2 separate regions of the Homo sapiens genome follow, and region 2 is linked to region 1. Evidence: chromatin loops called from intact Hi-C (ENCODE). Cell type or tissue: heart right ventricle. All regions are shown on one strand. Links, peaks and the distances in the headings refer to the core of each region. The heading gives the core; the rest is flanking DNA. Region 1 overlaps LOC105372790 (a long non-coding RNA gene). Region 2 overlaps MRPS6 (mitochondrial ribosomal protein S6).

Region 1 (5,382 bases), core at 178-5,177:
CAATGTCTTAAGACCTGATTTTTTTTCATTCTCCTACACACACACACAAACACACACACACACACACATTTTGAAAGCACTTTGCAATTGTCTTCCTGATTTCACGTCATAGTAGTTAATGTTGCTTAGGAACATGGGAGTTGAACAAGGTGGACCTTACCACTATGATTGAGCCAGGAAGTTGTAAGAGGACCTGGGAGAATGATCTAGAGGCATAGATGAACTCTAAATGAACTTCTGGCCTAACAACCACAGCAAAATCATTAGATGCATCTCCTCTAAAACTAACAAAAGTTTTGGCTACACACTTTTAAACTCTCTATGGTCACAGAATGAAGGAAGCAACATTTTCCTTTGGGTACTATGATGTCTCAGTGGGGGTCACCCTGGTATTTCTAGATTTACCAGGCAAACTAAAAAGAGACCCCGTTATGGATAAAAGATTCCATTGTTCATAAGAAGAAACATGTTCTGACTTTGGTTTAGCACTGGCATCTTCATAGGGTCCTGTTGACTTTATATTGTCCCTGGATGGAACAGTTTTGGGGATTTTAGAGAAGCGTTTTGTAGTGATTTAGGAATATTTGGAATATTTAGGAATATTTGGTTAAAGGTCCATTTGTTACTTGGCGGGTGGCTCATTTGCTTTCATTGCTGTCTAATGTAATAGACTTCACCTAAGTTAACCAGATAACCATAAAGTTTTAAACTAGGAAGTTTAAATTGTCCTAAAATAAGCAATTTAGATCCACCCAAATTTGTGAGAAGATGAACAAAGCTCTATTCAACTCTTGCTGTGTAGATCTAACGTCATTGTCCTTTAGGCAGCAAATGTCGTTCTAGATTTGTATACAGTGTAAATTCTGAAAACCACATACTTTGAGGACCAGGACACTCAGACTCTCTTAGGTGATAATGTGTGCATGAATTCGCATGTGAATACACAAGTACATATGAATCCTGTTCTGTAAGATGCTGAACAGTAAGTTCCACTGAATTGCTTTCTTATCACTCAAAAACTGTTTGGCTTCAAAGAAATGAGATATTCAACCAAATGATTTTATTGCTTTTCTTTTGCTTTTATCAACATGTTGCAATCACATGTAACTGAAGGACAAATTCTTCCCCAGAAGATACACAGAAACAACTTCTTAGAAATACTATTCTTAGGCAGATAATGACAAGTAACTGCAAAAGGACGAGATACACGTATCAATCTGCAAAAGCGAAGGCTTAAAGTAGTCCCTGTCTTTTGTGGTTCAAAGTTTCACTACCACAGACACACAATTAAATAAGTTCACATGGATGTGAGCAAAAGAAACCAATCTTATTGTCCATCACAGCTTGCTTTAATGGCTTTAAAATATATGAAGGGGGCCAGGTGTGGTGGCTCACACCTGTAATCCCAGCCCTTTGGGAGGCTGAGGTGGGCAGATCACTTGAGGTCAGGAGTTCAAGACCAGCCTGGCCAACATGGTGAAATCCCATCTCTACCAAAAATACAAAAATTAGCTGGGTGTGGTGGCTCATGCCTGTAATCCCAGCTACTCAGGAGGCTGAGACAAGAGAATGGCTTGAACCCAGGAGGCAGAGGTTGCAGTGAGCCAAGATAGCGCCATTGCACTCCAGCCTGGGAGACAGAGCAAGACTCCATCTCAAAAACAAACAAACAACAACAATTTTATATATATGTATGTGGTTTTTTACATCCAATGGCTCACAAACTTTGGGGTATATCAGGATTTCCTGGAGCTTGGTACAGTGAAAATTCTTAGCTCTAGTTCCCACGTATTTGGTAGGTGGTTTGGTCAGAAATTTGTAATTGAAACACGTCCCCTGATTCTGATGTAGGAGGGTCTCCAGACCATGCTTTGAAAAATGCTGGATGACACACTACTCAGGAGAAGACAGAGCCCCAACCCTAATATATAATATATTTTTACCTTAAAGCAAATGTCATTTTTAATTGGACAGGTGCCACCAGTTCTACAGTAGTTGGGTTCACTGCTTGAGGGCAGACATCCTACCACAGGGAAAAAATGTTTCTTTTTGTTCGTTTGTTCATTTGTTTTTGTTTTTGAGATGGAGTCTTGCTCTGTTGCCGAGGCTGGGGTGCAGTGGTTCGATCTTGGCTCACTGCAGCCAAGATCGGATCAATTGATTCCCCTGCCTTAGCCTCCTGAGTAGCTGAGATTACAGGTGCCCACCACCACACTCACTGCAACCTCCGCCTCCCGGGTTCAAGCAATTCTCCTGCCTCAGCCTCCCGAGTAGCTGGGATTACAGGTGATGCCTGGCGAATTTTTGTATTTGTGGGTAGAGATGGGAGTTTCACCATGTTGGCCAGGCTGGTCTCGAACTCCTGACCTCAGGTGATCCACCCGCCTCAGCCTCCCAAAGTGCTGAGATTACAGGCGTAAGCCACCATGCCCAGCCAAAAAAATGTTTCTTCTTTGGTCAATACACAGAAGCCCCTCAATACCTCTGCTTGTGTTAAACTCTTGGGGGACATCTGAAGCACATCTTGCACTTTTATTCCGGGTGCTCTTTTCCAAGGAGGGAAAGGTCATTTGAAGAACAAATCACTCGCCTGTCTCAGCCAGGGTCCCTGAGGAGATCCAGCCAGTGTTTTTCAGAGCCTGGCACTCTGCCCAGGGCTTAGAGGCACCTTTTGACTTGGTGCTCTGGACAAGATTTGACAATCTGGGCCAAATCTGGAATGGGTTTCCGAAAGCCAATATTGGAGCACTTGCGATTGAGACCTGCCAAATAATGTGTCAGGAATGTCCAGTTCCTTTCCCATGCAGAGTGGCAGTGTTTAATGAAAAAACACAGCTCCGAAAAATGAGATGTTTTGTGCATTATCCATATTCATTAAAACTGGAACCCAACCCCAGAAAATACAGATGCCTTCTGTCATCAACACCTCACCTTTTTTCCTGTGGTTACTTAATACAAATGTCACAGAAGCTATTCTATAAGGACATGTCACGTGGCAGCATCTGCAGGCCAGTGTCCCTTTTCTTCTTGTCCAGCCTGATGCTAGGCAGTGGGAGGGGAGGTATGGGGGTGGTGAATTAAACAAAATCTTTAAAAACAAGACTCTGGCTCTGACTTCCACTGCACAGATTACCAAGCGGATAGGCATTTTATTTTGCTAAATGAAAGGGCTAGTTTATATCTTCCCTGGATCATTTTCTAACCTAACTGCAGTGGAAACATTCTCAGAAAGAAAGGCTTTCTTGTTTGTTTGCCCTTTATATAGCCGCTGGTCATCCCACTTGGAGAATTTGGGCAGTAACCTGCTGCTTCTGCTTGGGGCCAGGCCAGCTAGCAAACTCTTCTATGAGTTGGCCAACACAGCGTTTTGTCAGATGATCACAGCCAGCTCAGAAGCCCTCAGTGGCACCATGTTGAAAGGTAGACCACATTTCAAGCCCATCTTTGGTGGATGGAAATGGCTCATCTCACTGGCTCCTCTAGGCAGGGAACCACATCTGACCCAAATTGTCTACATTCCACAGACTGGTCTTTTTGTATGTTTGGGGTTTTGTTCTTTCTGTCAAGCATATAGCAGGAATTTTCCTCTGGAAGGAAGCCATGAAAAGATGGCTTCCCCAAAACGGTAGGAAATCCCTGTAGGATGGTTAATTTTAATGTGTCAACTTGACTGGGCTAAGGGATGCCCAGATAGCTGGTAAAAGATTATTCCTGGGTGTGTCTATGAGGGTGTTTCTGGAAAAGATGAGCGTTTGAATTGGTCGGCTGAGCAAAGAAGAGAGCCCTCAGCAGTGTGTGTAGGCCTCATCCCATCCATTGAGGGCCTGAATAGAACACAATGGCAGAGGAAGGGTGAATTTGTTTTCTCATCTTCAACTGGGACATTCATTTTTTCCTGCCCTTGAACTTTGGAGCTCCTGGTTCTCGAGCCTTTAGAGTCTGGAACTGACGCCAGTATCCTCCCACCACCTCCATTCCCAGGACTGAATTACACCACCAGCTTTCCTGGGTCTCCAGCTTTCAGATGGTAGATCAGATTGTGGGACTTCTCAGCCTCCATAATAATGTGAGCCAATTCTGGCGATGGATTGACTGACTGATTGACAGACAGAGAGACAGATAGATAGAGAATGGATAGACAGATAAATAGTTGATGGATGACAGATGATAGATTGATAGTTAATAAATAGATGATTAATAGATAAATAGATGATAGATAGATAATAGATGGCAAACAAATAGTTGATAGATGAGAGATGATAGTTGATAAATAGATGATGAATAGATAGATAGATGATAGATTAGATGATAGATAGATAGATAGATAGATAGATAGATAGATGATAGATAGATAGATGATAGATAGATAGATAGATAGATAGGAGAGAGAGAGAGAGATGACAGGCAGATAGATCCTATTAGTTCTGTTTCTCTGGAAACCCCTGATTAATACACCCTGCAACTGGTCCCTAGTAAGATCTTCTCTTGCAACCAAACCCCACAGTTTGCTTCTCACAAAATAAAGATAAGGCGATGGGGCTTAGCCAGCGTCCGCCTCTCCTGAGATCTGACAAAGCCCGAGCGCTAATTTTCCCCCTTTCCTCACTTTCTCCTTCCTCCCCTGGCTGCCATTTTGTGGCAGAAGCAGACCTACACTGCAAAGCATTTGAATCTCAGTTCTTCTTCTAAACCAGTTAGCAAGTTTCTAAGCCATTCTGGGCCTCCTTTCCTCAGTTGATGAAACAGTCATGGAGAATACTTCAAAGCATTTAGGGGTGAATTCAGTGAGACGAAGAACAAGAAGGGACCTGAAAGGATGGCAGCTCTCCCTTTTGGTTGTGTCTTTTTTCTTTGACAAGGGGAATCACTCGGGGATGGGAAGGAAGCGGCGTTGCTCACATGGAACTCAGAAAATCTCTTCATTAGTGAAATTTGAGGCTGTTCTCATTCTAGCCACAGCTGTAGTGATGCTGAAGTCATTTGTCTCAGAGGTCTGCCTCTCCCACTCTGAGCGCTGCACAGCCCTTCCAGGCAGTGGCTTTCAGGACAAAGACGATGAAACCATTTTCTGCGTAGTGAAACACAGACATGGTTCTCCCTTAAGTGATCTAATCTCACAGGGACATTCTTTATGTACATTTTGAATGTAAATGAAAAGTAACCTTTAAAATCATCATGTTAGGGTTTCACAGATGGGACTTTAAGCAGTCCATGATACCCCTGGGAACTGCATGAGTGTTCGTGGGTCTTGGTTATATAGTAAACTTCCAAAGACAGCCTCTACAGATGCATTGTTCAGTCAATACATAATGTGAGCCACATAGTTCATTTAAAGTTCTCTGGTAGCCACATTTAAAAATTAACAAAATTAGGCTAGGCCTG
Region 2 (5,382 bases), core at 135-5,134, 80 kb before region 1:
TCTGTCTCCTCACTACCATGTATGTAAACTCCATGAGGGTAGAATTTTCTGTGTTGTTCCCTGATGTGTCCTAGTGTCCAGAACACCATCTTACATATTACAGGTGCTCAAATGTTTGTTAAATAAAAAAATCAAATATTAACAACTAAGTTCTTCGCCATCAAGACTGCTAAACTTCCAATATCCTATATTACCATCAACAGTGGTTTTTTAAGCAACAAGAGATGCAGATTAAAGAGGCTAAAGGGAAAAAGAGCCTCCTCCCTCCTCCACCAGTGATCTGCAATCTCAAATAGCTCCAGTTGAGGGTATGTGTAATGACAAGGCAAACTGGACTAGACAAATATGTTCATTCAGATAAAAATCTCAGTGGCCCATGACATAGTAAAAACCTGTATCTGGAGCCACCATCTCCCTCAACCTACCACCTACCACCAGTCTGGCCCACTTCCCTTCACTGTGCTAACTCCACTGCGGAACGTGTTTCAAGTTTTACTGCTGCAACTGTCGACATCCACCTCTTAGTGTGCAGTGATATGTGCAGACCTTCCCTGTGCGTGTCTGTCTGGCAACTGTTCCCACACAGCTGAAAGAGCAGGTCAGTGCCGGCAAGCAACAATTCCCTTCAGCTCACCCAACAGAAACCCAAGCACCCTGATGTCAACTCATGAAGAATCCTCTTCCACCTCTCCATTACAACTTGAGTTCAGAGTTCCCACAAAACTAAAGAAGTTACCTTAGTAACTAGCATTTACCAAACACCATGTGCCAACCACTATTTTTACACTACATGTTTGAGCTCATCTAATCCTAACAAAAACCCCAAGAGGCAGACATGATAATGATCCCCAATTTACAAATGAGAAAACTGAGGACATTTGAGAGGATCACTAAGGGAGTTCATGAACATCCTTTCTGAAATAAAGATGAAGAACGCATCCTTTTACAACACCTTTCAGGAAGATACACACACACACACACACACACACACACACAAACACAAACTAGAAATAAACACAAGTCAGATAAAATCCAGCTAACTGATGCAAAAGGACTAATGTAATGAGAAAAATCACCACCGGTAAGCCCTGAAGTAATGCACCCAGGCTATGAGTACAGGGATGCTACAATTTTCAGGAGAAAGGCTGCTGGGGGACTTCAAAATGGACGCATGCAGCTGCTAACATCTGTACCCACACCAAGAATTAATCTTTTCTCTAAAATGCAGACATGTGTCCCTCTTGATGTGATCTATCCCTCCCAAGACCACTTAAGTGCTCTTACAAAACAAAACAAAACAAAACCTGAATCTAATCAAATTTCTAGAACCTATGGGTCTACAGAAATTACCTGGAATAGAAGAATATATATAAACAGCATAAGTGACCAGCCAAATCCGGAAAGGTAAAGAGTGGGGTAAGAAGCTATTACAGAGTAAGAGACTTAAGGTCATTAAGCAAACATAATTTGTGGACCTTGTTTAGATTCAGAGTCAACCAGAACTGTAGACAGACACTTTTGACAATTCAGGGAATTTGAACATGAACATGAGGTGTTAAGGAATTGTAGTTAGGTGTAAAGGCACTACGGTTGTTTAAAAGTCCTTATTTCTGGCCGGGCGCAGTGGCTCACACCTGTAATCCCAGCACTTTGGGAGGCCGAGGCGGGTGAATCACGAGGTCAGGACATCAAGACCACCCTAGCTAACACGGTGAAACCCCGTCTCTACTAAAACTACAAAAAATTAGCTGGGTGCGGTGGCGGGCGCCTGTAGTCCCAGTCCCAGCTGGGGCTGAGGCAGGAGAATGGCGTGAAACCCGGGAGGCAGAGCTTGCAGTGAGCCGAGATCACGCCACTGGCACTCCAGCTTGGGCGAAAGAGCGAGACTCAGTCTCAAAAAAAAAAAAAAAAAAGTCCTTATTTCTTATACACTAATTACTTACAGGTGAAATGATATATCTAAGTTTGCTTTAAAGTACTCCTGCAATAACTGATTCAGTCACCAACAGATGCTAAAACCAATGCAGATTGTTGGAAAACAAAATATTCAGTCTCAAGTTTGTTATTCCATAGATCACTTAATACAAAAGGGAAATAGGGTACATTTACAATGGCCCATTCTGGTGAATGCCACCTAACCAAATGACTGCTTAACAAAGTGGTATGCCTCCCGGTGTGATGCATTGACATCCCTATGAAATACTCATTCCTGTCAACAATGGCTAATCTAACTCTAATCATGAAAACGCAACTACAGTCAACTCCAAAGTGAGGGTTTCTGCAAAACAGTAGGCCTGGACTCCAAAACTCCTCAAAGTGCCACTGTTATTAATGACAAAGGCTTTGGAACTGTTCAAGGAGACTAAACAAGTAAATATATGATCCTTGATTGAATACTGAATTAAAACACTAAAAACTATTACTGGAAGAACAGCGTAAATTTCTATATGAATTGAATATTTGGTGGTAGTATCGTATCAATGTCCGTTTTGAATGTGATGACTATGTTGTGGTTAGGAGGAAGGCCCTTATTCCTAAGAAAGGTATGTCAAGATGTCTGCAACTCTCAAAATAACGCAGATTAAAAAAAGATAAAATAAGGCATATTCTAACAATTAGTGATCTAGGCAAAAATCATACAAGTGTTAAATGAACTGCTCTTTAAGTCTGAAATTTTTTTAGTCATGTTAGCCAAGGGAAATTAATGAAAAAAATTTTAAGATAAAGAAAACAGAGGTGAGCAGACTGGAAATTAACAGTTGAAGCTGAGTGATAGGTACAATACAAAATTTCATTAAACTACTGTATTTACCATTACGTATGACCAAGTCTGTGTTTTAATTCTTCAGTTTTTCCATTTGTAAAATGGAAATAGCTCTACCTAACCTTAGATGGCTGAGGATTCAAGAGAATTGTACATATGTGTGTGTGTATAATATGTAGGTGTGTATATATATCCTAAATACATATACACACCTACATAACCCCTGCACCCCTACTTCAATCCATTGCTAAGGTTAGGCATTATTATCAACTCATCTAGCCTCCCTCAAAGGCTAGCAACTATGAGGTTTATAGAGGTAAAACATCCTACCAGGTCAACTTTGTGTTTTTTTTCTGTTCTCAGTCTACTTGGTTCCAATTTTATGTTTCTAGAAAAAAACTGTTTCTAGAAGGAAATCGCTTCTGCTCATCTTTCCATGTGACTAAGGCAGAAAACCTAAGCACAAGCACCTTCCTGGTAGACCAGATTATAATTCTCCAGGCCAAGTTATAAATAGAAGATTCAGAAATTAGGGTATTTCCTCTGAAAGATACTTTTCAGTTGGAAAACTTTAAAACCTTCTAATTTTCTCCAAGGTTTGGAGAATATAACACTCAAGAAGTAAGAAGTAAGACCACAAAAAGAGTAACTTTAACAGTATTTGGAGGGACTGGTAGAAATTACGCCCTGAATTAAACCTAAGAAATAAAAACAGAAACATGGTATTCTAGATTATAAAGGCAGCTGGATTTTCCTCTTGCATTGCAAACACAGGACAAGTAGAGGGATAGAAAAATCCAGGGAAATAGGGTCACGACTGTTTTCTTTGTATGCCAGATGACAAGAAATCTTGAAATTATCAATAGTTTCCAATGAGTCCATCCTAATCAGATAAAATACTCAAGACAGTGACATTAGGAAAAATGTTTTCTTCAATCTTCTTACACACACAAAATTTGCAAAATCTCCTGGCCCTTACTTAGTCCACACATGAGAATGGCATTCCCATGAGACCAACAGTGCTACCAAAGTCTGCGAGACTTAGGCTGCCTAATGGAAACTTGGTGTCTTAAAGCTTCAAGATACTATACTTCATACAACTGTTTTCTCATATGACTATTAACAAAACAGAAGGCAAGCAGTACACCAACAGAAGAATGGCAATCAAAACAACCCATGACTGGGTCATTTGCTTACTTAACAGTGTCAAGCAGTTAAAAAACAAAACCACACACTTCAGTACCATACACCTTTCCTACAACATGCCTGACAGAGCCTACACTCAAATTTAGCTTTTCAACTGAGCAACAGAAATTCACCTTAAATCTGAATCAAAACCAGACTGAACAGATGTTTTATATTCGGAATTCATACACGGGGCATCTGAGCACAAAATGAAAAGGGAGCAGATATCTGGAACTTACACTGATTCTGCACCTTTCTAACGGAAGCAAAGACGACACATGGATTTGCAAGAGCATCTTCCCAGCAGCTGAAATGCAACCACAACACTGCACTTCTGATCACCACAATGAGAATTTTCTCAAACTGGATTATATCCACAGCAACCCGGCTACCATAACTGCACTTGGTTTCTTCACCTGACAAAATTAAAGCACTTAACCACTCCAGGGTAGGTGTTACAGAGAAACTTTTAAAAACTCAAGTCAAAACAAAGACAAAACCAGGAATTCTCGATTCTGGGGCAGAAGCAGAAAAATGCCAGTTTATGAGGATTGAGGGCTCCAATAAAGAAAGTTTTGCTAAGTCTGTGCTTTCACTTGCAATTTCATTTTTAAGCTTTCATCTACACCAACCTCTACTGAGGTATGCCCAAAGTGGACAGAAATTACCTTACCTGGGACTGTAATCATAGTAAAAATGATTGCAAGGGGAAGCAAAACAAGTCAATTACACCTTGGGCCAAAACGTACGTAAGAACAACCTGGGATCTGAGTTCGTTTTATTTGCAATTTGATGTTATCTATCTGGAGTGGGAGTGAAAAAAAAGACAAAAAAAGAAGGTTAGTCAAGGTAATAACTTGGCTTCTATTTTATGGAAACACAAAGCCTGGTCAAAAATAAAAATGTCATCACCTCCCTCCTCTATAATCTTTACCAAGAGAGCACCTGAATTTTTTTCATGGTAATACTATTTTCCAGGGATCATGGGTAAACTATTTTTAATTCCACAGATACACTCTGAGCAAAAAAAAATATTTTCTAGGCAAAGCAATCTTTGCATGCCAGTAGTATTTCAAACACCTAAGAGGTTAATACAACGGGTACAAACCAAATAGTACTAATACATGCCTAAAACAAGATATCACTCAGACATTGAAAGAAAAAGTGGACTGTGAATGTCACTCCCTCACAGTTTACACGGTGCAGCTCTGAAGCCTACATGTATATTTTAGCCTAAATGCACATATACAACCCAACAATCCGAAACTATAGATACTTTCAAGAATTGAATATGCCTGCCATTGCTGAAATCAGTCCTACTGCAAACCAGTGACCAATTAACAAGGTGGGCTTTGTCAACATAAATGCTAAGAGATTTACAGACAACCTACAGCTAATTATCTGAATATCTAGATTACAAAATGAGAGCCAAC

What was found. Peaks named below come from ENCODE experiments on the same cell type or tissue, not always from the same donor. Only the 100,000 strongest peaks of a DNase experiment are listed, where the experiment ranks them.
Region 2: it touches region 1 in a loop (3-fold over the local background); 1 of 110 quality-filtered maps calls a loop at or near these places.

What each region holds. Positions count from the first base shown.
Region 1 is chr21:34,002,497-34,007,878 of GRCh38, reverse strand. All of the region lies in intron 2 of LOC105372790 (a long non-coding RNA gene), which reads right to left. Among named protein-coding and RNA genes, the nearest start is that of MRPS6, 68 kb to the left of the region's middle. In heart right ventricle, for the core only: no CTCF peak of the experiment used is centred there; a DNase peak (open chromatin) is centred at 2,642.
Region 2 is chr21:34,082,132-34,087,513 of GRCh38, reverse strand. The region is part of intron 1 of MRPS6 (mitochondrial ribosomal protein S6); the gene reads right to left. All of the region lies in intron 1 of SLC5A3 (solute carrier family 5 member 3), which reads right to left. Among named protein-coding and RNA genes, the nearest start is that of SLC5A3, 11 kb to the right of the region's middle. In heart right ventricle, for the core only: no CTCF peak of the experiment used is centred there; no DNase peak of the experiment used is centred there.